Regions from separate parts of the Homo sapiens genome. Here all the other regions are linked to region 4. A link is an interaction called in ENCODE POLR2A ChIA-PET data of the cell type or tissue named here. Cell type or tissue: HepG2. All regions are shown on one strand. Links, peaks and the distances in the headings refer to the core of each region. The heading gives the core; the rest is flanking DNA. Region 1 has its middle 30 kb from the start of NOX3. Region 2 has its middle 39 kb from the start of NOX3. Region 3 overlaps LOC105378068 (a long non-coding RNA gene). Region 4 overlaps NOX3 (NADPH oxidase 3).

The links. Peaks named below come from ENCODE experiments on the same cell type or tissue, not always from the same donor. Only the 100,000 strongest peaks of a DNase experiment are listed, where the experiment ranks them.
Region 1: POLR2A ChIA-PET joins it to region 4 with 41 read pairs; 4 of 35 experiments call an interaction of 5 or more read pairs at or near these places.
Region 2: POLR2A ChIA-PET joins it to region 4 with 18 read pairs; 6 of 35 experiments call an interaction of 5 or more read pairs at or near these places.
Region 3: POLR2A ChIA-PET joins it to region 4 with 12 read pairs; 5 of 35 experiments call an interaction of 5 or more read pairs at or near these places.

Annotation. Positions count from the first base shown.
Region 1 is chr6:155,482,286-155,490,297 of GRCh38, reverse strand. No RefSeq gene overlaps it. Among named protein-coding and RNA genes, the nearest start is that of NOX3, 30 kb to the right of the region's middle. In HepG2, for the core only: no CTCF peak of the experiment used is centred there; DNase peaks (open chromatin) are centred at 2,337 and 3,307.
Region 2 is chr6:155,490,470-155,498,481 of GRCh38, reverse strand. No RefSeq gene overlaps it. Among named protein-coding and RNA genes, the nearest start is that of NOX3, 39 kb to the right of the region's middle. In HepG2, for the core only: a CTCF peak has its summit at 3,162 (motif pointing right); DNase peaks (open chromatin) are centred at 3,271 and 4,671.
Region 3 is chr6:155,525,385-155,533,396 of GRCh38, reverse strand. It overlaps LOC105378068 (a long non-coding RNA gene), which reads right to left. Exons shown (of 3, transcript NR_134597.1): 3 at 7,379-7,759. Among named protein-coding and RNA genes, the nearest start is that of NOX3, 74 kb to the right of the region's middle. In HepG2, for the core only: a CTCF peak has its summit at 2,965 (motif pointing right); DNase peaks (open chromatin) are centred at 2,956 and 4,266.
Region 4 is chr6:155,395,417-155,403,428 of GRCh38, reverse strand. It overlaps NOX3 (NADPH oxidase 3), which reads left to right. Exons shown (of 14, transcript NM_015718.3): 13 at 6,467-6,620; 14 at 7,855-8,012. The coding sequence ends at 6,593. Among named protein-coding and RNA genes, the nearest start is that of NOX3, 56 kb to the left of the region's middle. In HepG2, for the core only: no CTCF peak of the experiment used is centred there; a DNase peak (open chromatin) is centred at 3,968.

The sequences.
Region 1 (8,012 bases), core at 1,244-6,243, 87 kb before region 4:
ACAATTGGATTGCAGCTGATAGAAAAGTTTGAAAAAAATTATCCAAATTCTCATGTAATTGCCACTACCTGAAGACACAACAAACTCTGTCTGTGCATTTTAATATCTCTTAGGAGTAATGTTAGATTGTGGGTAAAAATAATAATGATGACAATAATCTTATCAAAAATTTGTATAATGCCTATTAGCTTCTAGATCTATTTCTGAGTCTTTTGCGTACATGAATACATTGAATCCTCACAACAACCTTATAAGGTACGTATTGCTATTACCCCCACTTTACAGATGAAAAATTTATTAGGCACAGAGAGGTAAAGAAACATGCTCTTAAAATGTTCATCAAGTTAATGAGTCAGTGCAGCCATTAAAAAGAATGAGCTTACCATGTGCACTGATGTTGTAAGATTTCTGCAGTACATTGTAAAGTGAAAAATACGTATTTATCTATGTGTATAAATATATGTACATACATATACACACATAGGTGTATGACACTATTGTTTATTGTAATCACCAGAGAACTTTGTCAAAATATACTATCCAGAGCTCTAAAAAATCAGAATGTCCCAGCATGGAGGTTACACCTGCGGATTCATAAATAGATCCTAACAAGTACTACTGGTTAAGATTGCCACCCTGGTGCAACTCAACTCAGCAGGCAAATGGGGTTCTAGTTAACTAAGTAGAATAAATCATATTAAATTATAAAGTCCAATACTCTTAAAATTCTCCAGATATATTTATTTTTAAAGCTACAGATATATCTCACATCATGTGCAAAAAATATACACATAACCAGAAGCAAAAGTTGGTACCCCTTGCTGACCCTGGACATCCATGAAATCTCTCATGTCACCAGTATGCCAGAAAAACAGGCATTTAATTGTTAATCCCTGATTTAGACCATTGAACTGCAATGCCCTTTAAGGCTAAGCTAAATTTTAAATTCAATTCACTTGGAGGAGTTCATTGGTGACCTTTGAGAAATCAATTGCACAGTATCCCAGAAAAAAGATGATCTAACTTCCCTGTAAATTGATGACCTGAAAAGACATGTGCTATTCCTACCAAATAGATTGGGAGAGTGTGTTCACGTTTAAAGTTTAATGACTGTCTGTTATGTACTAATGGGAAACTTTTAGTCCCCACAAAAAGAGACAGTGAAGGGATGAACGGTGAGAAGCAGCTCTGGATGGAGTACTTTTTGCAGAAACATTTAGCAATTTTTATGGGCATTTTGGGGGCCTTATCCACTCATTATTATGACTACTTAAATAAAAATTAAAATCTTTTTTTGTTAAAATCTTTAAAACCAGAAATTGTTTTTTGTTTTTGGAGTGAAAGTAGTTTACATGTAGACAAAACTTCAGAGGTAGTCATGGAAATACAATGTTCAGAATGGAGAGACAGAAAATAGTAGACATCACCATGAATTCTCCTAACTGTCCAAAGAATACACCTCCCATGAGTGACCTTAGTCTGACTGTGTGCTGTCTCTGTCAGGGCTCTAAGATCCCTAAACATCTAGATTCAGGATTCCCTGTGGCTGAACTTTGTTTCCTTTACCTTTCTTATCAATGCCAATGGACCCTCCCAAATGGCATACAACCTCCCTCTGTTGAGACTACTGATATCCCAACCATACCTACTCCTGGGGAAGTCCCAAATCGGCTCCACTATCTTAGCTACAGAGACAGCAGCAGTCCTTTCAGATAGCTCTATGATCGACTTCAACCACCAGTTCCTAATTTTGGTGACATTTGTTCAATTAATAAATCTATCTATGAGGCCTGGCATGGTGGCTCATGCCTGTAATCCCAGCACTTCGGGAGGCCAATAAGGGCGGATTACATGCCTGTAATCCCAGCACTTTGGGAGGCCAATGAGGGTGGATTGCTTGAGCTCAGCAGTTAGAGACCAGCCTGGCCAACATGCTGAAACCCTGCCTCTACAAAAAATACAAAAAATTAGCCCGGTGTAGCGGTGTGCACCTGTGGTCCTAGCTGCTCAGGTGGCTGAGTTGGGAGGATCACTTGAGCCTGGGAGGTAGAGGCTGCAGTGAGCCGAGATCACACCACTGCACTCCAGCCTGAGCAATGGGAGTGATACCCTTCTCAAAAAATAATTAATTAATAATAAACCTATCAGTGAGGTAAACAACTGAGTACAAAATTTAGACAAAACGATTAGACAATTCTTGTTTTGTCAGCTCAGTATAAGCTTGTAAGAAAACTGAGAATTGGTCCAGGATATAATGACAGACAGGTTAAGAAGTCCCAAGTTTCATCTCTTTTCAAGGAGTATTTATGGATTACCCTCTGACTTAGCAAACAACGACTCAAGCCCCACCTCCTATCTGCGTACCCAGCAGAGTTAAACACTGCTACTCCGGACAGCCTTATATAAATAAGTTATGGACAATATATTGCCAGCTTCCACCACCTAATAACATCATGTATTTTTTATGTATTGTTGGGATTCGTAAGTTGGAGGCATATCCACTGAGATGGATAATGGTCATCTCTTTTATTTTATGCACTTAGCCTTCTTATTGAGAACTGCATTAATCTTGTGTTTTATAATGCTGAATGCCAAAGAGGTGTCTGTCTATTCCTCTCTGTCTGTCACAAAAAAAAACAAAAAGTCCTGTTCTGGCTTCTAATATACTTGCTCCTCTGGCCTCTTCTCTGCTTAGACATTTTTATTAGTATAATTGTTTTTAGAAGCATAAGCCAAAAGCTAGAATCTAAGGAAACAACACTTCCTATGGAGGAGATTTATGATCCAATATAATGAAAATACTTGTACTTTGAAATTCAGTCCCCAAAGTCAAGAAGGATTTGATGTCAGAATGTTTTTAAATCATTTTCTAGAGGAGATCTAATACAAGTGCCTTGAGACACTAAGGTTCCTACAAATGGAGTTAAACTTCATATTAATTTGTATTGGTATCAAGCAGTATTAGGTGATTTAACCATCATTAGTTTCAAATTGTTATACAGATTAAATAGCTATTCTATTCTAAATGCAAACACAATAGCGCAATACAGAGCTATTGTTTAATTATTTTAAATAGACTGTAATTTTGAATATTTCTAGTGTGACGGTTTTCCCCAACTCCTCTGCCATAAGCCATGCTGCAAATGTGAGAACAAGAACAAGTCAGTGTAAACACACACCATTACACCACCAAAGAGAGGCTTGGACCTTAAATAGATAAGGGTTTTTTGCAACTGCAAATCTGTATTGACATCCTAATAATTTCCTTGCTTACAGAACATCAGAGATAGACGGGACCTTCAAAGAGAATTTACTCTAGCACCTTTATTGTACATTGGGCAACCTGAGTGGGTCAGTAGATTATCACATAGCTATTTAGAGGAAAAGATTAGGTAAGAATGCAGGGCTGCTCTCTTCTACTCTAATGTTCTCTCCACCAGACCGTATCCATGTCTATGACCTTAGAAAACCAAAGCAGTTTTGTATACATGAAATTATTTGCCAACCTTGAATGAAAATGGGAAGGACCCCATGATCAATACAGAGGAATCTAATGTTGATATTTTACAAAACGAAACTAGGTAAAACTCAATTTTTTGTGTCCATTACAAAGAATACTAGCTACTTTATATTTCCTATGTTCATTGTTTCATTTTTATTGGCGGTTCATAGGACTAGTTTTTACTGCATCTCTAACCTTGAAACTGCTGTTTTGAAAGCGATGTTTTCTAACCTTTGTCTCTTGTTTTCACCTACAGGGCAATTATTGTGAATACTTTGTTAAAATTTGAAAAGGAATATCTGTGTCATTTTGCTAACGCTATTCAGAGCTATTACATGTCTACCACCAATTACTCTATTAGATGTATACATTTTCACACTAGTCTAAGAAAGTGACTAAGATCACCAGAATAAGGATCTGAGAGGACAAACCTAATTGACATGTTTATATCGATCTTAACAATTGAAAAGTGTGAGTCTCGCAATAGCTGACATTTGTTGAGCACTTACTGTGTTCTAGGCCCTTGTCAAGTGTCATGTATATACACACACTTTCTCAACTTTATCCTCTGCACAAAACTAAAAGGTGGATTCAATTATTGCTCTAGTGTTGAAGAAAGAGAAGTTCAGAGAGAACTTGCTCAAGATGATATTACTAGCAAGTGATAGATTAGGTTCTGATCCCTGGCAATGTGACTCCAGAGCCCTTACCATTGACCTCTGTGATCTAAAGGGCTAAGGCATACTGTCTCAGCTAGATTCTGCTGCCCTTAATTGGCTCGCCAAGCCAGATCAAAATAGGAACCTAGCAAATCTGACTCAGAAAATAGCATAAAGTAACAGAAAACCAAGTTGGTTTCACTGATCGTGAGGCCAGGTCAGGGTCCAAGGACAACTCATTAAGAGCCTCACTGGGAGCAGATTTAGGACCATGCCATCTTCAATGATGCAGATAACAACTTCATGAGATTTGAAGGTCCTTGTTCCAGTAGCCTTCATCGATTGCTTTCAATTTCTTATGTAAATAAATTTATAGATACGGAAATGCCAACTCACTGCAGAAAGAAAAGCCTGATTAACGCTTAATGGATGTAACCCTTATTAGCAGTTTATGGTTCCAGTGAGAACTCTGCCTATAATTTAAAGCAGCGGCATAATTATTCCATTTTCCATAAATGGCTACTGTAATAATACCAAGTTTATAGTTTGTCACAGGGGTGGCAGCACAAATACATACGTAGCTGTTGACTTGTAATAAGTCAGATACATTGGTGATATTCTCTAGCATTAGGAATATGGGATACATTTATGAATATGTGGAGACATTTACTTAATGATATGAATTAACACATTAAAAAAGAAGTAAACACAGCAGATAATGAAATACAGCATACAAATAAACAAAAATGTTTTCACACGTGTTGTAACCTTTGCCTTGCTACCTCTATAATTTTCCATTTACACCATGTTTTCAGTTAATGTCAAGGTGAAAAATGTCACTACAATCACACTACGTTCTATCAATGTATAAGAAATCATTTCTGTTATAAAATGAAGGATGATAAACCTAAAAATCAATCAGCATATGCACATCTGGAAATACTCTGGAGTCCTGTTTCTGAAATATTAGTATTAAATACGAAAGAATTGCTTAATTATTTGATGCTGTTGCTTTAAGTAAACTTTTTATTATTTCACTTCAAAGTCTAGAATATTGATAATGAGATGATTCATAGACAGTGATGCCAGTAGCCTTTTACCTTTGTTATATCTTGAAAAGTCACTTGGTTTTATGGACTTTTACAGGCACTCGTTTCCAGTAATTGTGTACCATATTTCAGTGAAATCAGATGTATAATGTCACAGGAGAAAAAGATGCTCCAGCCTAATTTTGCCCTACATCTTCTAGATTGAAGGTCACAATGATGCGTTTTTTACATTAACTTAATACTCTAAGAGAATTACATCTTGAATACATCTAGGATGACAGAAAATGATGTAATGAATCTTCAGTTAGTGGTCCTTATGTTTGCCTCATAACACTGTGTTTTCTTCTATTATATTGCTCTGTAATTGTCTATTTACTGGTCTGTGCCCTACCCCAAATTATAAGCTTCTTGAGCTGGTGATTGTATCTTGCTCCTTTTAATCTTCATGTTCTTCTTTGGGTCCTCAGTGCTGGTACAGTGCTTTGCACATGGTAGACCTGTGCTATACATTTGTGAAATGGAGAAGAAAGGACAAAAGGGAGAGACAGAAGCAGGAATCAGAGGGAGAGAGGAAGGGAGGAATTCTGTTACATCCTCTTGACAAACCAAGGAACTCCATCCTTCAAGTTCTAACAAAGGCAAACATATGAAAGAAATATCAATTTCTAGATGAAGATATTCACACTGATGGTAATGATACCAAGAAAAGGCATCAGCATCAGCAGAATGTTCTGCTGCTATGAAACTTAGAGAAAATTCCTTTGGTTACAATATATTTGGAGTTCCATTCAATTAGGTTAATCAGGCATAAGATCATGCTCATCATTGTTTTTTTAATAATAATTTTAAAACACTCAAGTAGTGTTTATTAAGTGTCTAGTATGAGTCCAATATTATGCTAGCCCCTGAATGAAATGCAAAAGAAGTTGTGCAATCATCCGTTCATTCAGCACTTATTGAGTGTTCAGTCATTTGCCAGATGTGCTGAGCACTTTCCCTGCCCTTGAGATAATTACATTGTTCCTGGGAAGCCAAAGCATGCAAGTACAAAGCAGAACACTATGAGAACACTGAGATACACATCAGCATTTCATAAGAAAGGTGGTAGTAGCCAACATTTAGAAAGTGCTGTGTCAGGCAAGGTGCTAAGCATTTTATCCACTTTATTTAAAGTTCACTATACTTCATACTCATTGTCATTGATAGTCCATTGCACAGCTAAGAAAAGCTCAGCTCAAAGCAGTTAGTTACCTTGCCTGTGTTAGTCCACTCAGGACTATAACAAAATACCATAAATGGAGTAGCTTATGGACAACAGAAATGTATTTCTCACAGGTCTGGAGGCAGGGAAGTCCAAGGTCACATGCCAACAGATTCGGAATCTGGTGAGGGTCCACTTCCTTACAAACAGTCGTCTTCTTACTCCAACTTCACCTGGCAGAAGGAGGAAGGGGCCTCTCTAGGGTCTCCTTTGTAAGGGCATTAATCCCATGCATGAGGGTTCAGGCTCTACCTCTGTGATCTAATTACCTTCTAAAGTCTCCACCTCCTAATACCATCACTTTGTGGTGAATTTTAACATACAAATCTGGGGGAGACATAAACATTCCAAACATAGCATTGCCCAAGTCAACAGGTAACAACTTGAGCCAATAGTCTTTCCAGTTCTGAAGTTTATGTACTTAAACAGTATGAGCTACAACTTGGGATCACCTGCCTAAATTTTTGGATGTATATAATACATCCTAAGGAATAGAGAGAGAGTCTGTATTGACTAAAATTAGAAGAAAGGTTTCATGGAAGAGATAATACTTGAAATACAGGTCTTGAAGCATTGACACAATTTACATAATGTGAACAGATGGAAGAAAACAGTGATAATTTCAAGGTGGAGGCAGGGAACAGTAAGTCCCTAAATGTCAATGGAAACTTATGTAAAATGATGAGTTCTATCTAGAAGCAGATAATTGAGTGGGGCCAAAGCTTTCAGTTGTTAAACCTACCAAGATGAATGGACGTGCTCAGGATGGCAACCTCGAGCTCCTGAACCACCATATCAACCCCTGAGCCTTGGCAACCTCGAGCTCCTGAACCACCATATCAACCCCCGAGCCTTGGCAACCTCGAGCTCCTGAACCACCACCATATCAATCCCCTAGCCTCACTGTCGCCCCATCCTTTATGATGCCAAGTTCTGTTCCTTTAACCTTTGAATTCGTTTTTCCTTTCCCTCCTCTACCACCCAAACCTTTAGTTCAAGGCTTCACAATTTCTTCCTGGCATTAGTGCTCCAGTATTAACCTGCTTTGTGACTCCATGCAAGTTACTAAATCTCTCTAATCCTCAGTCTTCCTCCTAGCGAATGGGGCATGATAATAAAACCTTTCTCGCAGGCTAGTGTGTGCATTAAGTGAGACAATGCATGTAAAGTCCATACCTCAGTGCCTGGAAAATAGTATGAAATGATAGGAGAAGAAAAACTTTTTTTCCTCTACCCTCTTAGGTTCAGTTACTGGTGGCTGGCAAATTAAACTGATGAAAGACATATTAACAAGAGGGGAAAAAAATATTTAGTTCCATACATATTTATGTTCTTAGAGCCTTTCCTGTGTCTGCTATTCCTTCAGTTGCAGCAAAATAAGTGCTCGAAATGATCCTTATGCCAAAATGACATATTTTGGGGGTAGAATATTTTAGTCCCCTTCAAACTCAATAAATATTAGCTTTGCCATATTTTTATCTTGTCTCTTTATGATCTGTCTCACCTATTATCCATCTCTTAAACTCTGGTTCGAGTTATCT
Region 2 (8,012 bases), core at 1,699-6,698, 95 kb before region 4:
CTAGGAGCAAAGACTGGCTCCCAAGTGACAGTCAGCAACAAAATAGAGACCTCAGTCCTATAACCACATAGAACGGAGTTCAGCCAACAAACTGTATGAGCCTAAAAGTGGATTCATCTCTCAGTGTCCAGAAAGAATCAGCCTTCTGGACTCTAAGCAGAGGATCTAGCTGAGCTAAACTCTACCCAGACCTCAGACCTTCAGAGCTATGAGATCATACATGCGTATTGTTTAAGTGCTAAATTCATGGTAATTTGTTATAGCAGAAATAGAAAACTAATGTAAATACCAAACTCCCTCTGTAACCACTGATAGACAATTTGTATGAAGCTTTTATATTTGAGGATTCAAGCAATGATGACCCAATAAGCAAACCTGTGGAGATGTTGCCAGTTTTTAATTCAAGTATCAGTTATTTGCCTATAGACATTTGTCTAGTAAATGAAGTAACTTGATGAATAATTGAAACTTTGCTATTTGATACCTTTTCAATTATTCACTAACAAAAGAGAATAACAGTACCATTGCCAGAGAGTTTAGATAAATATTTCTCTCTTGAATTTATTTAACTCTTATACCATGACTACAATGTCAAAGCTATCACAACTGACAGTGAATATTGGAAAACTTCCTTTGAATTATTCTTTTAGGCATTGAACACGAGGTCCACTGTGGGTTAGTGGAGCACACAGGTTAGTATTTGCATCTTGCCCAGGAAATAACCTCATCCTTCTAAAAGGGGCTTTCTTGTTACTTTTGAACTATCCTTCCCAGCTAGCTTCCTAGCTAACTTTTCTTTGAGAATAAAATGTTTTGAAATGTCTAAACAGCAGGATTGACGTATTATCATCTGTGCTTTGGGGAGATGATAATATAACTGATTATTAGTTAATGCATAGCAGATTAGTAACAAACTTTAAGAATGATACTAAAGAACTGCAAAGAGCGGAAACGTCTCTCTAAGGTGCAGTGAGTGATTTGGAATGATCACAATTACTTATTTGCTAGCTCTGAGTCAATACTCCAGAGGAGGAACCTCATCTCAGGATTATTAACATGAGTGAAGAGTTAAGACCTGTTAATATCACAGGACAGTGGCTAGTGATATAAATCACCAATTATATCCTCAGAAGCAGAAGATTCTGCCTTCTTTTTTTTTTTTTTTTTTTTTTTTGAGACAGGGTCTCACTCTGTCTGTCACCCAGGCTGGATTGCAGTGGTGTGATCACAGCCTCTATCTCCCTGGCTCAAGTGATCACCTCAACCTCCTAGGTAGCTAGGACTACAGGCGAATGCCAACAAATCCAGCTAATATTTTATTATTATTATTACTTGTCTTAGAGATACAGTATGGCTATGTTGCCCAAGGTGGTCTCGAACTCCTGGACTCAAGCAATTCTCCTACCTGTGCAACGTAAAGAGATCTCATCTGTACTAAAAATCAAAAAATGAAATAGTCAAGCACGGTAATGCACACCTGTAGTCCCAGCCACGCAGAAGGAAACAACCTAAATGTCGGCCATTGGACAGCCTCTGGTCTACCATGATGTACCTAGAACACAATGGTGCTCTTACAGACCTGTAGAACTACATACCGTGGGCAGAGGGTGATGCTTCAAAGACAAATATTTTCCATGACTACAACATGCAGTATCAGAAACACATCACTGCCAGGTATTCACCTGGCCAAGAGGAAGACAGCCAAGTCTATACCTTTGGTGATGCCTGACTCCTGAGGAAAGAAGGCCCTAGGAAGGCAGGGTGGGGTTTATTCAGCCAGACAGCATGGAGCTACACCAGCCCAAGCCCTCTGTATTAGTAGCTTGGGCTACCATAGCAATGAACCACAGACTGAATGACTGAAACAATAGAAATCCATTTTCTCACAGTTCTGGGTGGCTTGTGGATTGCAGTAGGCATCAGTACTTCATTCCTTTGTATGCTTCTCTGTGTCTTCACGTGGTCTTCCCTCTGTACATGTTTGTGTCCAAATTTCTTGTTCTTAGAAGGACACCAGTTATACTGGATTAGGGCCCACCCTAATGATCTCATTTTAACTTAATTACCTTTTTAAAGGCCCTGTTTCCAAATGCAGCCACAGTTTGAGATACTGGGGGTTAGGCTTTCAACATCAATTTGGGAGATAGGACACCAATTTAGCCTATAATACCTGCTATCAGAGAAAGTCCAGAAGCACCTAAATCTAAAACTAAGTCCCCTTTTTCCTTTCATCCACCTGTCCTGATCTTGTACTGCCCTCTTCCATTCCCATGGCCACAGGACATGGATTTCTTTCGCCCCTTGTCTACCAAAGAATAGATAAACCTCCTAGCTTCCCTCAGATTTCTTTAGCCCTCAAAGATGCTCATGGCCTTCTGAACACTTCTATAGGTTTAAAGAATAGGGCAGTAAACATCCTTTCCCTCTTGCGGAACTTAGATCTTATTAGGAGGGACAAAGTCCCACTGGGAGGTTATTGTATATACAACAGGCCAAAGAAAGATGTACCCAGTTTATTGGGAACAATAGTAACTAACAGTAACATAGAACTTTACCACCAAAACTACATATACATATATCATCACTTTTGATCCCCATGGTAGTTTGTGAGAAAAATAGGACATCCGCAGTTTACAAATAAAGAATCTGAGCTTTAGAGTGTTTCCATGATTTGTCCATGGTTGTTAAGTTAGGTTATACAGTGAGAAAGATCCAGGGCTCTGATTCAGACCCAGGGGTTCTTGGCTCCTAATATTGATCAGATATATTGAGCTGCTGCCTCCCTATTTTAAACAAAAGTGAAGAGGTGGCATTTTTGATTCAGAAAAGGCAAGTGAGCCGGCGAGTGTACTTGCCAGAGAAGTGAAGAACAGATCTGGCCCCGGGAAAAGGGAGGGAAAAGCAAAGCGAGTGGGCTTCAATAATCAGGAAACACCGAGCTCCAACCGTGAGGGGAAAAGGCAGGCTTCTCCTCTCCCCACCTCTGCTGGCCTGAGGGTCACCAGACAAAAATTGGAAGTACTAGCTTAAGGGGAAGGGAGAGAAGAACGGCACGCAGAGGTGCCTAGGCTTCCTCCAAACCAAGTTTCCAAAAGGAAAGAGGGCAGAAACTATCCAAAGACATGGCTGCTGTCTTGCTAACCCCATGACCACAAGGGAGCAGGCTTGGAGCGCTGTTTCAGGCATTCCCCCAGGATTCTTCTTAATTTGCAGCCTGTGTGTGTCAAGCCTGGGTCTGCTTGCAGCCTGTTTACAGAAGAAATGGTCTGAGGAAGATAAACCTAAGGAGAAATCCTCACATCAAAATATTTTGTGTTGAAAGAAATTGCACAACCCTTCCCCCTGTCCTCCGGAAAGGCTTTTTATTTTCTAAAGGGCATGTTGCTTAAATGGCTCCAACCAAGGCTGCACAGAGCTCTTCAAAGGCCTTCTCTGGCTGCCCTTGGGAGACGGTGCCAAAACACATTAGATTTTGAAGCTCTAATTTGAAAAAATGTTTCTAATTCAGATCTCAGTTTCCTTTAGTAAATTTCATAGTATTATTTCTCATTATACCTCCTCTTGGCACTATATATAATCCTATCCTTCTTTTTACCCTTCAGCTGGCAGTCAAGAGGTATTGCATCTATCCAATTCATCACTTAGCTAAGACATGTAAAGCATATTGAGTTATTTTAGCCACTTTCTTCAGGCTTAAGTTCTTAATATGATCACTTTATCGTCCTCAGCACTCTTCTGGCAAACGATCTCAAAATTGCGAGGAATTTTAAAGATCGCTTTAGTCCAGCCACCCAATTGATATCTAAATCCCATCTACCCAGCAGACCAGTGAAACAAACTCCATGGTTACTCAGGCTTCAGGTAACTCAATACTTTGTGAACTGACCCTTTATTTATTTGAGGAGCAGAAGTATATTTTCTTATACTTCTTTCTTCTGGTGGGGAAAAAAACATCTGTTACTTCCAACCATTGTTCCGTGCTCTGAAGTTGAAACAGAAGTCTATGGTTTACAGATATAGCCAATCAAATATTAAAAATAACATTCAAATTCATTGAATATCCCAAGACGCTAGCTAAAATTAGGTAGTAAGTATGTGCGTTAGTTTTAACTATGAATTAAGCCATTTGTTTACTTATCTATTCATCAACTTGACTGGAAAGCACAAAGAAAACATCAAGGTGTTATTTCCTGAAAGTACTCCATTCTTCCCAATGCCTTCTTTTGGTCACTGCCTTACTTGTTCAAGGAGAGCCCTTACTTTCTCTATCATTTACCTATAATATTTTTTTAAATCCCTACTAGGTGGTTGGTAAGAAATATAATGTGAATTTGGACTAATAAGTGAATATGGACTAATTTGGGCTAATAAGTGAATATAACAGAGTGACTTAGCCTTTTCTGATATTATTATATTTTATCAGAGACCTTCAATATTTAACATAAGTACATGATGTTGCAAGCATCAGGTGACCTAGAAGTTTGAAAGGAGTGAGACTTTGAGTCTGGAAAGTGCTTTTGACCTTTTTAAAAGTAAACTTTATTTGTCTAGCCTAGAGCCAGTGCTGGAAAATACTAGTAATATGTCTCCGGTCCTAGAATAAATCCACATTTCAATGTTGAAAGAACTGCTTACATTATTTGCTTGGGGAGATGACTCAAGACGTCTGGCATAAGCCGCAAAACAGCTCAGGCGAATTGAATTTGCATGTAGGAAGTAAGAGGCTTACCATAAGCATTCTTCTGTGATTACTCACATAGTCAAGGGAAGAAAACTCCTGACTAAATTTTTGCACTCATTTTTAGAAATCCCTTTATTGTAAGGATGGAGAGATCCACTAGCTCAGTTGTCTTTCTATCAAGGAAGGACACTTAAACCTCCCTTGACTGGTGAGAGGTTAAGGATCTCCCAGGAAGGAAATGCCACTGCTTCTTGTGATTGTCTTTGCCAATGTACCATTAAAAATAAGACTGTGTGTCTCCTTGCCCCTCTTGCCCTGATTCCAACCCCTCTGAGTCTCCCTTTTTCTCTTCTTTTCAGAATGCCATTTTCACTCTCCTGACCCTCCTCCCCCCATCCACACCCCACCCCAGATTAATCTTTGCCAAGTGTGTTAGTCCATTTTCATACTACTATGAAGAAATACCCAAGACTGGGTAATTTGTAAAGAAAAGAGGTTTAATGGACTCACAGAGAGGAGGCCTCACAAGCATGGTGGAAGGCGAAGGAGGAGCAAAGTCACATCTTACATGGTGGCAGGCAAGAGAGCATGTGCAGGGGAACTGCGCTTTATAAAACCATCAGATCTTATGAGATTTATTCACTATCATGAGTACAGCATGGGAAAAACCTGCCCCCCTGATTCAATTACCTCCCACCAGTCCCTTCTACGACACCTGGGGATTATGGGAGCTATTTAATACAATTAAATAGGAGCTCTGGGTGGGGACACAGCCAAACCACATCACCAAGCAAGCTCTGGTCTGCTCAGAGTTCCAGTGACTCTATTTGCTTCCAGAATAAAAACCAAACTTACCTGGTGCTCCAGATTCTTCACCAGCCACCTTAATCCTACATTTTTAGGCTGACATCCCACACTCTCTTCACAAATCCTCTGACTTTGGCAAAGCTAACCATTGTGCCCACCTGCAGTGATGCAACCCTTTTCACACCAGCTCCTGGTGTCCTGCCAGCCTGAGAGTTCTTCCACACTTGCTTCCATGTGAGCGTGCCCTACCCGCCTTTAGCACGAATGCTTCCATGAAGATTTATTTGCTACTGCTCATGATTTCTCCTCCTAAACCCTTGGGGAATTGTGTTTTTTCCTTTCTTGTGATAGGTACATGGTCTAACTTGCACTGTTTTACCATCTTCCTCCCTGACTACATGCTCTCCTATAGCAGAGCCTAGTACCATGTCTTGCATCCAGTAGTGCTCAATAAGTGCTTATCAGATAGCATCAAACATTGGCCAGTAACCTGAGTTTATTCTCAGACTCAGATGCCAATGAAAAGAAATCAAGAAAGACTAAATGGCATATGTGCATGTTCATTTTAGCTCTTTTCAGAATATTGACCTTGATCACTTAATTCAAGGGAGTTTTGTGGTTATATCACTGAGTCCATTGTTATGTACATATGTGGCGATTAGAAGAAAAGGAAAAAAGTTCATACTTGCCTTCATCAAGTTTTAGTGCTGATAAACCATGCTAGAAACTATTCACATTTCCCTTGCTGCTGGCTCCCTCACCACTTTTTATTCCATTGGTGCTATTGTATCCCACTTAACATTTGTATGCTGTTCTCTTGAAGTCTTTGGAGTTCTTGCAGAGTATCACAATGCCTTATAATCAGTTAGAAAAATGGAACAATTCAATTTCCCACCAACATAACTCTGGGTAATCCTCCTTTGCTGCTAATTCTAAAAAGGACTGGAAAACACACACAAAAAAAATCACAGTGCTATTTCCTGAAATAATTCCATTCTCTCTGATGCCTCCTCCAAAGTGGCAGCAGAAGCAGAAGAAACAAGGTGATCTTCCAGGAGCTAATGGTAGTGCCACCATCCAGGACTGTAATAATTGAGCGTTAATGTCCTGAGCTGTTGCTTGTCATAAATCCTCTATATGTAAAACTCGAGCCTCTGCTACGCAAGATTAATGGTTAGTAGTGTATATAATATTTATTAAACCTCTTTTTATGTTGCTTGGCAATCTGTGCTACCATCAAACAAGTTGAAATAATTGACATTTAGCACATCAACCTGCTTTTGACTGAGAAGCATGACATTCATGTAGATAGTAAACATTTGGCAATTGCTGTAAATGTCTCCAAATTTAACGTCATGACCTTTTCTCAGGTAAATGTTTTTGGATAAAATGTAAATAATGATTCACTGTATGTCAAATACCACAGTATGTCAAATACTGTGCAATGTCAAGTTTACTGTCTTGTTACCCTCCAGAGGTTCATAGATTGGTTGACCTGTTGCATCTTTCAGTAAGTTTTATAGGAAAACTCACTATTATTTATTATAATTCATTGGGTTTCCCTACTTTGCCCTCACAATATTTCTGATTAAGAAGAAGTGTGGTTTGGTTTCACCATATAATTAAATGAAACTTGGCATTTTAAAAATCCATACTCCAGCATGAAAAAATTAATACTATTTCAGTGGCCTCAAAGCACAAGGATGCATAACATGCCATAGGATCTCTGGAAGCAGTCACTTTGAATGGGCAAGTGGAAGTAGCACTAACAGATTCAAGGGGCCCATCCTTTCACCTTCCAAGATCTCTGGGCTCTTCTCCAATCATATAACAAATGCTAATGTTATGAAAGCATAATGTAGCTACATCTGATTGTGCTACTCTACAAAAATTCATCTTCATTGATCAGTGTGAAAGGATTGCTCTAAATAATAGTCCAATAGTTCCTTCCAACTGACTACTACATTTAAGTGGTTTCCCTAAGAGGAACTAGACTTTTCCATGATGCTCACTTAGTACACACCAAGTATAAATGGAATTTTTTATGCATCTTCCATTCTTTTAGTTTAATAAAGTAACCCAGACAGAGTATTTTGCAACTGTCGACGTGATTCAGTTACAGTCTGTTAATATAGCAATAGAAATAGATATGTGTTGATGTGCTAACAATAAAATCAAATCTATTTAAATTTTTTTTTCAAAGATAAGATAGGCATTTAGGTCTAATTCCTAGAAAGATTTCTGGAAACTCATATAATCAGTTAAAAATAAAAAGGTATGAAGACCCATTGTGTACCTGATATTCACTTTGCATTTTGAGTATCTTTTTTTTTTAACATTCCTTTGACAGAATTTTCCTGAGTGCCTACTAAGAGAAAAAGGCAACTCTAGACATTGCTACTTCAGTTCTGAAGAAAACACCAAGGTGTCCTCCATCTTAAAGCCTACACCCTGGGAAAAACTTTATATTTGTCTTCTCTTTGTTTCCACAACACTAACTGGGAGTTAAAGCTATTGATACTTT
Region 3 (8,012 bases), core at 1,622-6,621, 130 kb before region 4:
TCAATAATTTCTCCTTCTGCATCTCCTGTTTACGGTGTTGAAACTTCCCATTCTGTTCTCCATGTCTCTTCTCTTTTGTATTTTCCATCTCTTTATCTTTGTGCTTAACATTGAATAATTCCTTCAAATATATCTTATAGTTTATTAATTTTATGTTCAGCTGGGTAACCTATTAGATTTTTTATTTCAAATAGTATATTTTTAATTTCACGAAAATCTATTAATTTCCTTTTCTAACATTTTTAACACCTCTATATACACTAAACATAATTATTTGATATTTTATTTTATATTGCAATTCTTTTATCTCAAAGTCTCAATGTATAATATTCTTTATTTTATATGCTGACTTTTGCACATGGTGGACTATTTTGTCTTGAGTTTTGAAATACTGTATTGTGAGTTCATTATTTGGATGATTGATAGGATCTTTATCAATGAAATATCTATCTTATCATCTGGATTTTTAAAGTATTCCTTGTGATTTTTTTCTCTGCGAGGAGTCCCAGGACTATCAGCAGCCTAGAGTCATTTTATGTTCATCTCTTAACTTGAGGTTTCCAGACAATACAGACAATCTAAATTCAGTCCCCAAATCACTGTGAAGCTATGCCTAAGTTTATTAATTCCCAGGGTTGAGTCTGAGACACACAATCATCTTCATCATCTTTCGGAGCTGATATGTAGAACTTTTCTAAGATTACGTTTCACTAAGCACATAGCCCTTTAAGGGTCTTGGCTTTATGACGCTATAATCTATATCAATTCCACCTCTCTTCCCTGCTAACTCCCAATTTTTCTTATCTCTATACAAGTGTTTCTGTGACAGTCAAATACTCCAGGGTTACACAGTTTCAGCTCACACTTACTAGAGTGATTTTCATTTCCTTCTTACTTTCTGGCCACTATATCATGTTTTCTTTCAAATTCAGCTCTATATTTCGAATAACTTTTGTTATATGTTATCCTACATGTCTAGATGTTAGTTGCAGGTAAGTTTTCAAATCATCTAGTCTGCCATATTGCCATAAATGAAATGATTAATTTTTTTCTTTTAAACATATATGATAAAGATAAATTTTCCTCACTGCCTTTACCATTTTTACTTTTATTCCAGCAGGAAAAAAAATGAATTTACATATACTAACATTGAGTTTCCTTTCATGAATGTCTCCCAATATAAGTTATGTTCCTTTTAAGTTCTTGGTGTACAAACCTTTAAAATCTGTTACTATTATTTTATTGACCTATGTTTGGAAAATAAATTTATTCCTGAAACAGGATATAAGGCAGGGAAAGAACTCTCTCCTTTCATTTGAAATGATCCTGGTTTTCACATGGTAAACTTTATTATTGTCAGCTTTAGTATCTTTAATATTGCTGTCTTCTCTATATCTTGAGAATTACACTTGATTTGTCTCTTATTTCTCAGATATCTTTTTCTGGGTCTATATGTTCTCCTATTCCCAGCAAAAGCTAAGCCTTCTAGTCTCTTTTTATGTCAATGATCTAGGAAGCTCTTTTCTCCTGATTCCACCGGTGAACCTAAATGACCGTGTCTCTTATTACAGCTTTAGCTACTCTTCCTAATCCATTTCTATTGGACTTGCTGCCTCAGACTTGATGTTTTTATCTTTTACAGCACACATTGCACTTTATGTTCATCACAATATGTTCAAAATCCTCAATTTCTTTCTATAGAACAGTATTGTGTCTTCCTGTTCCACTTTATAGCACCAATAAATTCTTTTTTGGAGACAAATAATCTTTTGATGCTTGAGCTTCTGATGTCCCTCCTCTCCTCTCCTCTCTTCAATCTCTGCCTCATGGATACATCAATACACATGATTTATTACTTTCTAGATTAAATTTCCAGAATTCTAAATTCAGAATTCTGAATTCATCATTAATTACAATGTCCTCCCTTCAAATTTAGGCTTATTGAACACCCTAACACAATGATGACATTTAAATTTCCAAACAAATAATTTAAAGTCTATTTATTAATACTATATTTAAAAGATGTCTCCAATACAAATCATCAGCACCATTTTGGGCCAGATAGAAAGAAAAAAAGTATACATCATCATCTCTTCTTCCTTATGCCTCATCATAATTACACGTGCAGGATTTTTCCTCCTTATCGCCATCATGTATGTAAAATCATTTTTATTACCTTTTAACTTTATCAGATAAGCATTTTATAGGATAAAAACAATTCCTATATCCTTGTTTGTGCCAGGAGAGTATCTGTGAGAGCCTTAGCAGAAGGAGATCCAGAAGACAAATCAATTAATAAGTGTAAATTACACTTAATATTTGACAAGCACTATGGTACCAAAGGCAGAGTTCTTGTCCTAGAGGGCCGTACAACTCATTTAATGACAGGAATATGAGATGAGAAAAGGGAACTGAATAACTGCAGGAGTGTGTGTGTGTGTGTGTGTGTGTGTGTGTGTGTGTGTGTTGGTATGTGATGAAGCAAATATAACTATACATGACAATCAAAAACATTTTCAGATATATAAAATATAGAAAGATAGTTCTGTTTTGATTCAAGGATCTTGAAAATTTCTAAGCACTTTTTTGTATCTCCTTTTTATTTTCCATGATACTTTAAAGAGGTAAAGGAAGACATTGGGAAAATGTTTTAAATTATTGTTATAGAAATGAACCCAAACAGGCGCCAACTATGATTTTTTTTTTCAAAAACTCATTGTTACTGAATTCAGATAGTTGCCCATCCTTTATCAGCCATTCAAGTCAATCAAGAATAAAAGATTATTTATTTTTTCAAGATTGATTTTTAATGTGTGGATATTCTTTGAAGCCCTCTGGCTATAATTCATGCAAACACATTCAAAATATATAACTGAAAGGCAAATGTGACTACTCTCTGGACTTCATGGCTTGTCACTGAACACACGTTCACAAAACCTGAGCATGTCCCAGCATCCAGAATCCACAAGATGGCATTAGTGTTCACTTTTTTCCCCCGTTTTAAAGCAGTTAATTTTATGACTGTCACTAAATTGTCTTTTTTTTAAGAAAAAGATAAATATTTTTCCTCTCCTGAGATATTTCTTAATATGATTAACAATGATTAATTTGATATCTTTGGAAAGACTTGAAGTAAAAGAAAATGACTTGCCTGTTCTTCGTATCTGTGTTTTGAAAGTTGATCACCTCATTCCTCCAATTCTATATCTCTCCTCTTTTATAAGACCCAGAGGCTGCACTGTCCAATACAGTCACCAGAAGCCATATGTGCTATTTACATTTATTACACTTAACTTTTAAGATTCAGATCTTCAGGCCAGGTGCAGTGGCTCATCCTGTAATCCCAGCGCTTTGGGAGGCCTAGGCGGGTGGATCACTTGAGGTCAGGAGTTGGAGACCAGCCGGGTCAACATGATGAAACCCTGTCTCTATTAAAAATACAAAAATTAGCTGGGTGAGGTGGCAGGCGCCTGTGGTCCCAGCTACTTGGGAGGCTGAGGCAGGAGAATCACTTGAACCCAGGAAGCGGAGGTTTCAGTGAGCCGAGATCGTGCCACTGCACTCCATCCTGGGTAACAGAGCAAGACAAGACTCCACCTCAAAAAATAATAATAATAATAAGTAAATAAAAATAAATAAATAAATAATAAAATTCAGATCTTTGGTTGCACTAGCCACATTTCATGTGTTCAATAGCCGCATGAGGCTCGTGGCCACCATACTGTACAGAGCAGATATTAAACATTTCATGACCCCAGAAAGCTCTATTGGACAGCACTAACTAAAGAATAATAACTCAGGGACCTGAATCTATATCCAGAAACTGATACGTACAAACAATATCCCCCTGTTGATGATATCTGTCTTTGTGACATTTACATTCTGATATAAAAATAGAGGTGAACAGAACGTTGAAATTTAAATGCAAACTTTCACCCACCTCTGTGTACAGAGTGTTCTAGGAGCATTGCTGCATCCTTCAAAATATTCTCATGTGAGTCGTGTGTTTAGGATGCAAACTACTTTACACAATATTGGGCATCTTCATGACAGCTATTGACGTCTTTAATTATTTTTAACTCCACTTATATTATTGAGCTCAGTGTAGTCATGGCTTTCAGAAGCACAAAAACAAAATAGTAGGGCTGGAAAGGGAGCTGCAGATCATCTGATCCTGCCTTCTTGTATGATTCATTAGGCTGCAAGGCCATAGAATGAGGCATGTGATGTAACAGGAAGTCCTTTGGCCCAGGAGACCAGAAACAAAATCTATTCTGGGAGATCTTGGTTGAACTTTTCTGTACCCAAGTTTCATTACACAGGAAATGAAGGGATTGGGAAAGGTTATTTGCAGGTTTACTTTCAGCTCTCAATGTCTCTCTTGTGTTACATTTAGTGTCAGGAATCAAAGGGGTTTCAAAGTCACAAGATAAAAATAGTACATCTACCTTGAGTATTAATTTTACTCAAAGATTTAAAAAGGAAAAGGTAAGTATGTTGACTGATAAGTGATTTAAAAATTATCTTTTTATCTCTAAAAAATGCAGATGTGTTTTTGGAGGAGATAAAACATAAAATACAAAGAAATATTATGCCAGCACTGAGCTACTTGAGATACACTCCCAAACCCCTTCAGGATTTTCATTCATTCTTTCTGCCTTTAGGGACAGTTTTTAAACATTTGAGAAATGCTTCAATAGGTAATAGCACAGAAGTGAAAAGCCTTCCAATGACAAATTGGGAGACTTCCCTGCTGTTTGATAAGGAATACAAGCTCAGAAATTACAGTTAAATCCGTAACAGGATTAAAGTTCATTCACAAAGAAATACAAAGCAATGATGTAATGCTTAATAGTGATGATGTTGGTAATGATGCCAGAAATCTGGGCTAAATAATTATTAAATTTCATATAAACATAGACTCTGGATTTCCTAGAGGCTAGGTAAAGAGAAAACAGAATGGGTGATATCATTCTCATTTTATAATAAATGAAGAATATAGTCACATAAGAAAAATAGACAAACATTCCCAAACTAAAAAATAAAAAATAAAAAAAATCAGAGAGATTGAATGCAAGTGTGTTTTATAAGAAACATAAATTAACATTGTGTTTAATAGCAATTTTACAAATGATAGAGAGGTATTCTTCATAAAGCCATTTCTTAGATTGACCCTGGATAAAGGTCAAAAACATGTTAATGTATTGGGAATTTGTCGAACCACTTCTACAGAAAGGGAAACACTAATATTCTCCAGGCATATAGCATTTGGGTGACCTAACTTGGAAGAAGGGTAGAGCTTAGAAAATTTGAAGAAATGGATGACTAGAATGCTCACTTCTAATTTTTAAATAACAAGTGCCTTATTACTTATTTTGCCCATTAAAATACCACCAATGCCAAAAGAAAGCCATATCATACCAAAAGGAATGAATTTAGATACACCATCAAATATCAGTTGTTTGAAAGAGAGATGATACAGGAGAAGCATCTATAATGATGTTTCTTGTCCCTAAAAATAAACCACCAACAAATATTAATTATCCAAGATCCTACTGTCAACTAAGATAAAAATATATTGCTAATTCTTGTCTTGGATTTTCAAGTGGCAATGGTGATTAGGTACTAATCAGTAGATAACCTTTCTTCCTTGAATATTTTTTATCGCGGTAAAAAGCACATGCGATTACATTTACCATCTTAACCATTTAAGTGTATAGTTCTGTGGTCTTAAGTACATTCCCATTGTTGTGCAATATATCTGTAGCACTTTTCATCTTGCAAAACTGAAACTTTACCCATTAAACACCTTTTCCCTCAACCCTTGGCAACCACCATTTTACTTTCTTTCTATGCTTTTGACTATCTTAAATGCCTCATATGAGTGGAATTATACAGTATTTGTGCTTTTTAAATTTTCTCCTTTTAATGCTGAATAATAGTCCATTCTGTGTATATACCACATTTTATTTGCCCATTCATCCATTGACGAACATTTGGACTGCTTCTACCTCTTGGCTATTGTAAATGGTGCTACAATGAAAATGTTGCACAAATATCTCTGTGAAATCATTCTTTCAATTTCTTTGGATATATACCTAGAAGTAAGATTGTTGGATCATATGATAATTCTATTTTTGATTTTTTTGAGGAAGTTTCACACTGCTTTCCATAATGGCTGCACCATTTTACATTTTCACCCACAGTACATAAGAGTTTCAATTTCTCTACATCCTTGCGAACACTTATTATTTTCTGTCCTTTTGAAGGTAGCCTTCCTAATGGACAATGGTTGTTTCTATGCTGCTCTATCAACTTTGCCAGCCAGACTTTTGGCAGGGATATTGTACAGCAAGCAATTCAAGATGGAGGATGCTTGAACGATCTCAATTATAGGCTAATAACAGAATTGCAAGGGTTGCAAAAGTCATAAATCTGTACATTCATTTAATTTGAAATGGTGTAATAATGGTGAGTAGTTAAATAGTGGTGCCTTCAGTGTACAGTAGTAGTCATCATTGACGTGACAGCAGCAGCAGCTATGTTGTGAGAAGGAGGTATCTTGGGTCTCCCAGTCCTGTTCATAACACTGTCAAGTCATGGGATAGGGGAAAATACTTAACCACTCTGAGCTCATTTTCCACATTTGTGAATTAGGGATAACAATATCTACTGCACCACACATTGTTGGTATGAGGATTAAATGAAAGTATGTACATAAAGAGTCTGGCACATTATATGCTATCAACAAATGTTAGCTTCTTTACCCTTAATCCCCAAATCCATTTCTCATGCAAGTTAATATATTGAGAGATCAAGACCTGAATTTTTAATAAAATGCTGATACGAAGTTTCAAGAGACATTTAGCAGCTACTGTAATTTTTAGGAAGGCTTTTCTATGGTAGTCTGTACCAGGCATTCAGCCTGCAGAGACCCTGCATGAAGAGAGGTCTACTCAGGTAAGATTTCAGGAATGCTTCAGGAGAAGAGTTTCCTCCACCATTGGGTTTATTATAAGATGGTCAATCAAAAGTGTTGTTTTGAGTGAACCGTTCTAAAGTCTTAAGCAACTAGGTCTGAGACGCTATACTCTTAAGCTCAAATGGACAGAAAGAAGGCCTCACTCTGGTGTCTTTGATAGTCCACCAGTCCATTCTATTTAATAAATGCAATCCATTTTCAACAGAGCAGACAGAGAGGTTTTCCTAAAACATAAACCAAGTTACATCTCACCTCTACTCAAAACTTTCCAGGGTTTCCTACTAGAATTTGTAAAGCTGCAGAGGCAGGGACTTTTTACTGTTTTTTTTTCTTTTTTTTTTTTTTTTTTTTCATTGCTATAAACACAGTACGTAGAACAGTGCCTGACAGAAAACAAGCCCTTAATACCTATTTATTCAATAAATACACACATGAGTAAAGAAATAAGTAAAGTATTCAAATTGAAAGACTTTCTGCATAGTATCCCTGGGTTCTGCTTGAATGTTGTCTTGCATGTTCTTCTAGGCTTTCTTGACTTCGAATCAAGGATTCTGAAAAGTTGTCACTTCCTCTCTGATGTTTGGATCCATAATCAGTGCAGACATCTCTCCCAAAAGACAGCTGGGCCTGAACATTGTGAACTCCTTTTAACTCTTCTCCCAGAGCAAAGAGTTGCTCCAGTTCAGCCCCCAAGTCAGGGTACAGACTCAGGGCCTCAGTGTTGGGGATGAGCAAGTCTAGGATACAATTAGTACTCTCAACCCATCAAAGATGCTCCTTTCACAGATGGAGGCAAACAAGGGTAAGTTAAATAGTCAATTATCTATAATGTTTTGCTCCTTTTTTATAAATAAGTTTACCCCAAGACTTTGAAGGTTACACTTAACTGTATTGAGTTGTTATAAGTTTGATCAGTCATTTCTCTCTTTGGATAAGATATCCTTGCAAGAGTAATGGCCTATCGGGAAACAATTTTCCCAAACCAAGTAATCTAGCAATAGAATTTTATAGGAACCAATTATGTTCCTGA
Region 4 (8,012 bases), core at 1,404-6,403:
AACATGGTAACTTGTTATATAGCTTCAAGCATCCATGTCATTAATATTAGACACATGAAGGCAAAGTCAATGATTTTGTCCCTGGAATGCCAGATCCCTGGGAAAAGACAAGCCTTCGGTCAAAAGCTTAGCACCACCCTTTCAAAAGGCTTTTAAAATGACCTCCTTAAAATAATTTTGTTTTCTGCTGTGTAAAAGGAGATTTATGTTTAATGAAGCTTTTAATGAAGAAATCTCGGAAAGAGAATGCCAATAAAATCTAATTTTTAAACAAGAAAATCTAATATTGAGAAGTATTTCAATATCCTGGCCTTTGTCCAGATGTAAATGAAACACACAATCCAATTACTGTTCTGCACAAAGGACAAAGTAACATTAATTTTCCTCGGGATGGTTATTAAAGAGATAAACAGTATGTTTTCCCCTTATTATGTCAAGGATATGTTTGTTCCCAAGCCTGCCTGGCTACTCTTACAAGACGGTTCTGTCCTGTCGTTAGCTCATATCTTTTGGCAAAGATGGGTCAGAAGAAATTGGTGGATTTGTTAGTGGCCTCAGAAAAGGTTCTTTGTTCTTGAGGGCCTTTGAAGTAGGCTCTCAACCATTTCTATTCATCAGCACGAAGCCGAGGATTCTCCGGACTTACTCTTTCAAAAATATTTACCTGTTCACTCAAAGCTGGAGTTTGTTCTTGTTCTAAGAAGGAGTTAAATCAAAAGAATAAAGTGAAGAGGGGCAAAAAGATTTTTTATAGAACATGAAAAACAGGACCAAAAATAAAGCTTGAAGGGAAGCAGATCAAAGAGAGTAGTACAAGCTATAAAGGAACCAGAAAATTGCAAAAATAACAGTAATAGAGAAACAAATTGATGGGCATCAAAATGAATACAAATAAGGGAGAGAGAAGAAAAATTAAAAATAGATCAAAGGCTGACAGAAAATAGAAAAGTGTGTTCTATTGTTTTTGTTTGTAATTAATTTTGGTAATTATATTAGCTATATTACAAAAACACAAGTATAGTTTTGAAAGACAGTCAACAAATATTAAGTGGATGCATTATAAGCCTTTTATTGATATATTCAAATTCACATGCATGTGAAAATTGTATAGTATTTCAGTTAGATAAAGCACAGAAAAGTACTATGAAACAAAAACATTAAAAATTATTCTCCCAATTAAAATATAGTAGGCTAATTAAATACATTCATTGCCATCTATGTCTTACTAATCTAGAGAAAGGTATCTTTTTCAAAAATGGAAACTGTATTGCATTTTTTGTAAACATTGTCAATACGTTCACAAGCTTTAGGTAAATGTTCAGAAAATCAGGAAAATATTTCCAAGAAGGTAGACAGAATGAAAATAAAAATACCGTTGTCACATCTAGTTACTTTTTTGATAAACACACATTGTACGGATACTCAGCTTTCTGAATTTGTGGATCAGTTGCTTTTAATTAATTGAATAAAATAATTTTCCATAGGCCTTAAATCTTTGATCTTACCCTTCAGATAATATTTGTAGTTTTCTACTTTTGACCTATCTGTTAATAACTTCACCACGCCTTTTAGGTGTAAATTTGATGTAATTAATTACCATAAAAACTTTAAAGTTTGGTCATTTTTTTTTTTTTTTTTGTAATTTCAGTAGACGTATTTCTTTTAACTTTGAAGAAAAAAAAATAGAAGAGTACTACCATTTGTTAGAACAGTTTAACCCAACCTAACGATGAAGAAAGGTGTCAACTTACCATATGATTGGGGGCTTCTAATCCATATTGCATGAATGTATTTTAGACCACCTATTGTTTTCAGAAACGTGAAAATACCTTTATACTAAATTGAGTAAATGTGTCCATCTGGACCCACATTTGCTTGTGTATGCACCCTTCAATTCTCATTTGTATGTGCATATGTGCAAAATGTTTTAAAATGATATTTTTAAGAAATTAGCATTCTGATTATAGCATACAGGGCCCTTTATCTAACAGGATATCCTAAACATTCATTATGTGACTAAAATGTTCAGAATACTCAAAGAAATAGACTTAAATGGAAATACAACACATGATAAGTTACAGCTTCATGGGAAAAATAAAGACACCATAAACTTATGATGAGGAAATTGTCAGCATATTCCCATAGTTCCTTCCCATGAGAGGGCATCAATCTCTCTGGTTAGACCCAAGTGAAGATTCAATAAAAATTGCTGAAATTACTCCATTTGTGGTAGGGGGGATTGGAGAGATGGGTGAGTACAGGGTGGATTTATCATTATACTGCAAAATTTCTTCAATGGCATTACCTATCTATCAAATTATTAGTTTGGCAAAATATTTGGTTACTTATGCATGAAGGCATATATATGTTACTGTTTTATTGGGGTGGGGAAGGGTTGGCAAAAATGGCTCTACCATTCCCTGGGATCGGATGCTACAAGTCATCTGCTTTCATTTTTCTTCCCCATTTGACCATAAGCTTCTCAAGGGCTTATAGCTATAAGCAACTTTATCTATGCACCTCAGAGCCTAGCAAAATGGCCAGTATGTGCAAGTGGCAGCACCATGAGACCAATGAGGGAGCTGGGACAAGTGTCCGAACAGCACAGTTCTGGCTGCCAAAGAAAACAGAGCCTGTGGAGTGTGGGCAGGAGCAGAATCACAACAGTGAGCCTGGTTAGGGACATCTGCAGCAACTCATGAGCAACTGAGTAATTAGGACACAGAGAAAAGTAATGTCGTAGGCTGCTACAAATTAACTGGGAGATAGGTTAAAAAAAAAAAAAAAGCTGGCCAGCACAATTATCATCTGCGGTTCTGAAAAAAGAAGGTGTTGTACAAAATATAATTATGTGATGAATCATTTGGAGGCATTTCTAATGAAAAACACTCACTAGAAAGGATTAACCAGAAGTTGTGTCCATTGTCTGATACAGAGTTTGTAGCTCTCATCTTCTTTCTAAGCCTCCATAAATCCACGGGAAGCTTCTGTTTATCGATTTTATTTGCAGAATGCACTCAGGGTATAAAGTAATTTGCTTTTTTTTAAATAGGGTTTAGGGTCTGCCCCTACAGGGTTATAACTTACCAAGCATAAAAGCCAACACATAAAAACAAACATACAATTTAAGGAGAGAAGGGCTCACGGCAGCAGAACCTGGGAATTCAGCGAGGTGGTGGGATCACTCCCGGGCGCACCCACACGCCCATATATCTGCTGGGCTGAAATCTCCTGGTGGGTGATATTTTGGATGCCTTTCATGCATGGCATCGCTGAACTGTTTTTGAAAAATGCACCAACCCCACAGAGAAGAGCACAATAGTTATTTAGCAGACATAGAGAGGGAAAGGAGAATTTTCTTTATTGTTTATCAGAGCTAAAAATAATGCTGTGAATGTTAGCCATCTTTGCAGCTTGTGTAAAATTTGTCCTTTTCTCATCAAAGTCAGCAGCCCAGACTGATCAATGCCATTAACATTGTCCCCGATCCAGCTCCCCCATGCGTGTGCAAGCTCTGTGGCTTGCAGGCTGTAAACTGAAGAATAGCACCTTGCGTTTTTATACTTCTTTTGCGGAGAATCTCTATTTAATTCCAAGCGATTGTGGGTAATTAAATTTTATAGAAGAATTTTTTCTTTACCAACCCCATTAGGGTTCTGTTGCACTTGTCCGTTGCCTCATAAAAGAAAAAAAAAAAAGGGAAGCTGCCACATCTGTCCCTTAAACACTTGGCTTGGATTCTCTGCCCTGTGATTCACAGTATGCATTTGTGACAAGAAGTTCTCCATACTTGGAGTCACAAATGCCGAGAAGAGTAAGCCAGGCAAACTGCTTGTGCTGTCTGTGGGGACAGTGATGCACAGAGAGCCAGTGAAGGGCTGACCTTTCCACCTTAGCAGAAGGTAGATAATAAATGGCCTTTGTGAGACTTTTTGGTGATTGCATCACCACGGCGGATATGGCCCCTGAGTAAAGTGTGGACTTAGCTGTGCAGTGTGATAGCCACAACTTCAAAAGACTCAGGGGAGCTGTGAACTGCTGGGGACACCAGGAGAACACCAGGCAGCAGCAATCAGAATCCTTTGAAATGGAGTCTTAAAGGCAGAGCATCAAAGGGCACCATCAGGTCTGCAGTTACTGTTGCTGCAAACGAAAGAGCAGTCTTAGCCCATTGGAGTGGGCCAGTGGGCAATCTCTTTGGTGACATCTACACTAATGGAAAAATATCACCACCCATAACAGCATCTTTGAAAATAGATGCAAGGACACCTCTGGGCATCAGACACAAAGCAAAGCTGTGACTCCTCACTGGGAAGGGTCTCGCCTGATCCATCTACCATTCAAAATGTTTCAGTCCAGAGCTCAAAAATCTAGTGCTGATCTCAGTAAGTCTACATAATCACCTCTGTGTTAACACCCCGCACCACCTCTTCTGTTCAGCTTCACGGAGCAGGCAGACACCAATAGCCATCGCGTGGGAAAATAATATCAGGAAGCTAGCCATTCCTGAGAGCACACCATGTGCCAAGCACAGGACCAGCGGCCAGACCTGCAATGTCTTGCTTGATCCTCACAGAGATTCTCGGAGCTAGATTCTATAATTCTCCCCATTTTATAGATGAGAAACTGGGGGCTTTGTGAAGGTAATTGACATGCCCAAAGTTACCCAGCAACGAAGTGGTGGAGCCAAGAGCACTCTTAACCATTGCCTTTTATTTCCATAAACACCTCAAAATCTCTTCATTAAGCCATAAACTCATACCTTTCCATGGGAAATATTTTCTGAAAAATTACTTTCTCAAATTTAGCCATGGGAATGATTTCTTTGAAAGTAGTACTGCTACATTTTAAACATATTGTCATTTGTAAATTAAGCCATTGATAAGTTCCTTTGAAGCTGGAGTTTGAAATGCAGGGGAACCATCAATTTCTACTGTGGATGTGATGGTCCTGGAACACACAGTTAAAATGTGGCTATGACACATGGCAGAGAACCATGTTAACATATGAGCTAAGAAGAACTAGGCTCTATAGGCACTTCCCAGCAAGATCCATGTCTGAAGAAACAGAGATGGTATAGTGAGCTGGTCCTGAAGCCCAAAGAATGTCTTGATGACAGTGTTTCTCAAAGTGAGGCTCACAGGGCGATCTGCCTCAACACCACCCGAGATCCTCACTAAACATGCATTCCTTGGATTCGAGCCTAGGAATCTACATTTCAACAATCTGCCTAGATGATTTTATGCACAGTAAAGCTTGAGAACTTTTGATCCACACTAGAGTAACTAATTCAGCTTATACTAGAGATTGGAAAAAATGCTACAAAGAATAGTAATATTCAAGACAAGAGAAAAAAGACATGGTCTCTAAAAATCTCTATAGAGACTGATGCACCCCAACTTCCAGAAACAACTTTGAAACCCTGTGCAGATGTGGTGTTTATATGTAGGCTAAGTTGCAAGGCATTTGAGCAGCTCTGGGATAGCCACTATATGCAAAAAGTATCTCTCTGACATAGTTTTCTGAAATGTCAAGATTAGAGATGACAACGTTTGGGTGACTATATTTTCAGCAATGTCTTTTTCTTTTCCAGCTCTCCCTTCTGGCCTTCTTTGAAAATTAAAGTAATTCCAACAGGAGAAATTAATTAAATTGCTATTACTTTAGCATTAATTTTATTATCTATAAAAAGGCAGGGCTGAACAGGATATTAGTGATAACTAACCTTTTTAAAACCCTTTTGAATGTATTATCTCATCTTGCTTTTGATAAAACATACAACGTAGTCCTTATCATCTTTTCCACATGCAGAAACTGAGGTCTAGTGACTTGCCCAAGACCACGCAGATACTACTCAGGAAAGCCATTTAGTCATTCATTCAGCAAATGTGTGTTGATTGTCCACTGTATGCCAGGCACTGTTCCAGGTGCTGGAATAAAACAGACCAGGTTTATGTTCTCAGGAAGTTAACATCTGGTCACGTATCCAAGAAGACATGAATCAAGGTCACCTGGCCAAAAAGGAGGTCAAGTCCAGGCATTGTGTAAGTGGCTGCAATCATATAGGTCAGGGATTGGGAAACTCTTCCCATAAGGGGCCAAATAGTAATCATTTTAGGCTCTATGGACTGTATGGTCCCACTCTCAACTACTGAACTCTGCCATTGTAAAGTGCCAACATTGCAGGGTGTTGTATCAAAACCCCTCAACAGTTTCATGGCCCCTTTCCAGCCTCAGTCTTCTTGGCTCCACCTCCCTGATTAATTTAGGGGAGGATGCTGGGAACCTAGGAGAGAGCATGGTGCTGAAAGTAGGTAGAAAAAAAGAATCTAAGAAAAAACGACATGGAGGGAGAAAAATAAATAAGTAAAGCCACAACCACTTCATTAATCTTATCATTGTCTTGGCTTCTGGCTGGCCTTGCCTCCTGGTGACATTTTATTTCCTTTTCTTACCCCTACTGCAGCAGCAGTATTGGCGTGTTCTTCTGTGGACCTAAAGCTCTCTCGAGGACACTTCAAAAGATGTGCCACTTGTATTCATCAGCTGACCCCAGAGGTGTTCATTTCTATTACAACAAGGAGAGCTTCTAGACTTTGGAGGTCAAGTCCAGGCATTGTGTAAGTGGCTGCAATCATACAGGTCAGGGATTGGGAAACTCTTCCCATAAGGGGCCAAACAGTAATCATTTTAGGCTCTATGCACTGTATGGTCCGACTCTCAACTACTGAACTCTGCCATTGTAAAGTGCCAACATTGCCACAAACAATAACGTCAATGAATGGGCATAGTTGTGTTCCAATAATATTTTACTGATGGACGCTGAAGTCACATTTCATATAATTTTCTTATAACATGAAATTTTTAAACATTGTAAAAGTCACTTTTCGCACATCGACCATCCACACACTCAGGGGGCGAGCTGGATTTGGCCTGTGGGCTGGAGCTTGCTGACCCCTGGCATAGGCTGTCTTTCCCAAACTTGTTTCCATTCCCTACATTACATCCAACACGGAGACTCACGCTGCTTCTTGGCTTGAAGTCTCCTTTAGAAATCATTTCAAATTTTCATTTCCCTGATGGCAGAGACACCCACCTTATATCCAAACCTGATCTTTTCTGCTTTAAACTTAAGCTCCTTTTGTGCTTTTGTTCATCCTCTGTAGACCGGAGAAATCACCAATGGAGGTTATCTTTCACAAAAATCCTTTAGATACTTGAAAATGATAATCAAATCATCCCTTTCCTATCCCTTTTCTGGTCCAAACAATACTAAATTTTTAACCTTTTGGCCTAGGATATATATTCAAGCCCTTCCATCATCTTGTTACTCTTTTTCAAATTCAATTCCATCTCTTCACATCCTTTTAAAATGCATTGAGAAGCGTGACTAGTATTGAGCAAAAGAGGGACTTTCTTAGAGCTTATATGCCATATATTTACAAATAAATTTTATGTTTTCTTTTCTTCCTTCTTTCTGCCTTCCTTCCTTTCTGTCTTCCTTTCATATTTCTTTCTCAATCTCTTTTAACAAATGCTTGTTATTCTACCACATTTTGGTCTGTGGTCTTCTTAACACTTATACTCCTACTCAACTTCTGCCCCACAAAATAACTGAGATTTTTTTTAATTCCCATTGCGCCAGTCTTTCTATACTATGCAGCTATTTTACTCCCAAGATGTTTACAAAGTAGTCCTCACATCTTATAATTCTTGCTACTAATATTGATTAATTTTTTAGAATTTTTCTAATATTTCAAGATTGTTTTGAAGTTTAGCCCCAGACACTACTACTGGTATGTAGCTTGTAATATCTACATATTTCACTGATAATATCTCAAATCTTTTGTTTAGGTTTTCAATCAAGTTATTGATTCCAAAGAACTCCACCAGGAATTCCTGTGACGGCCTGTTGATATGAGCTCCCAGTTGGGAACTGGTGAATAATAATTAACTATTGTGAACAGTACACTATACCATACTTCCTTAGCTTATAAATAACATGTCATATA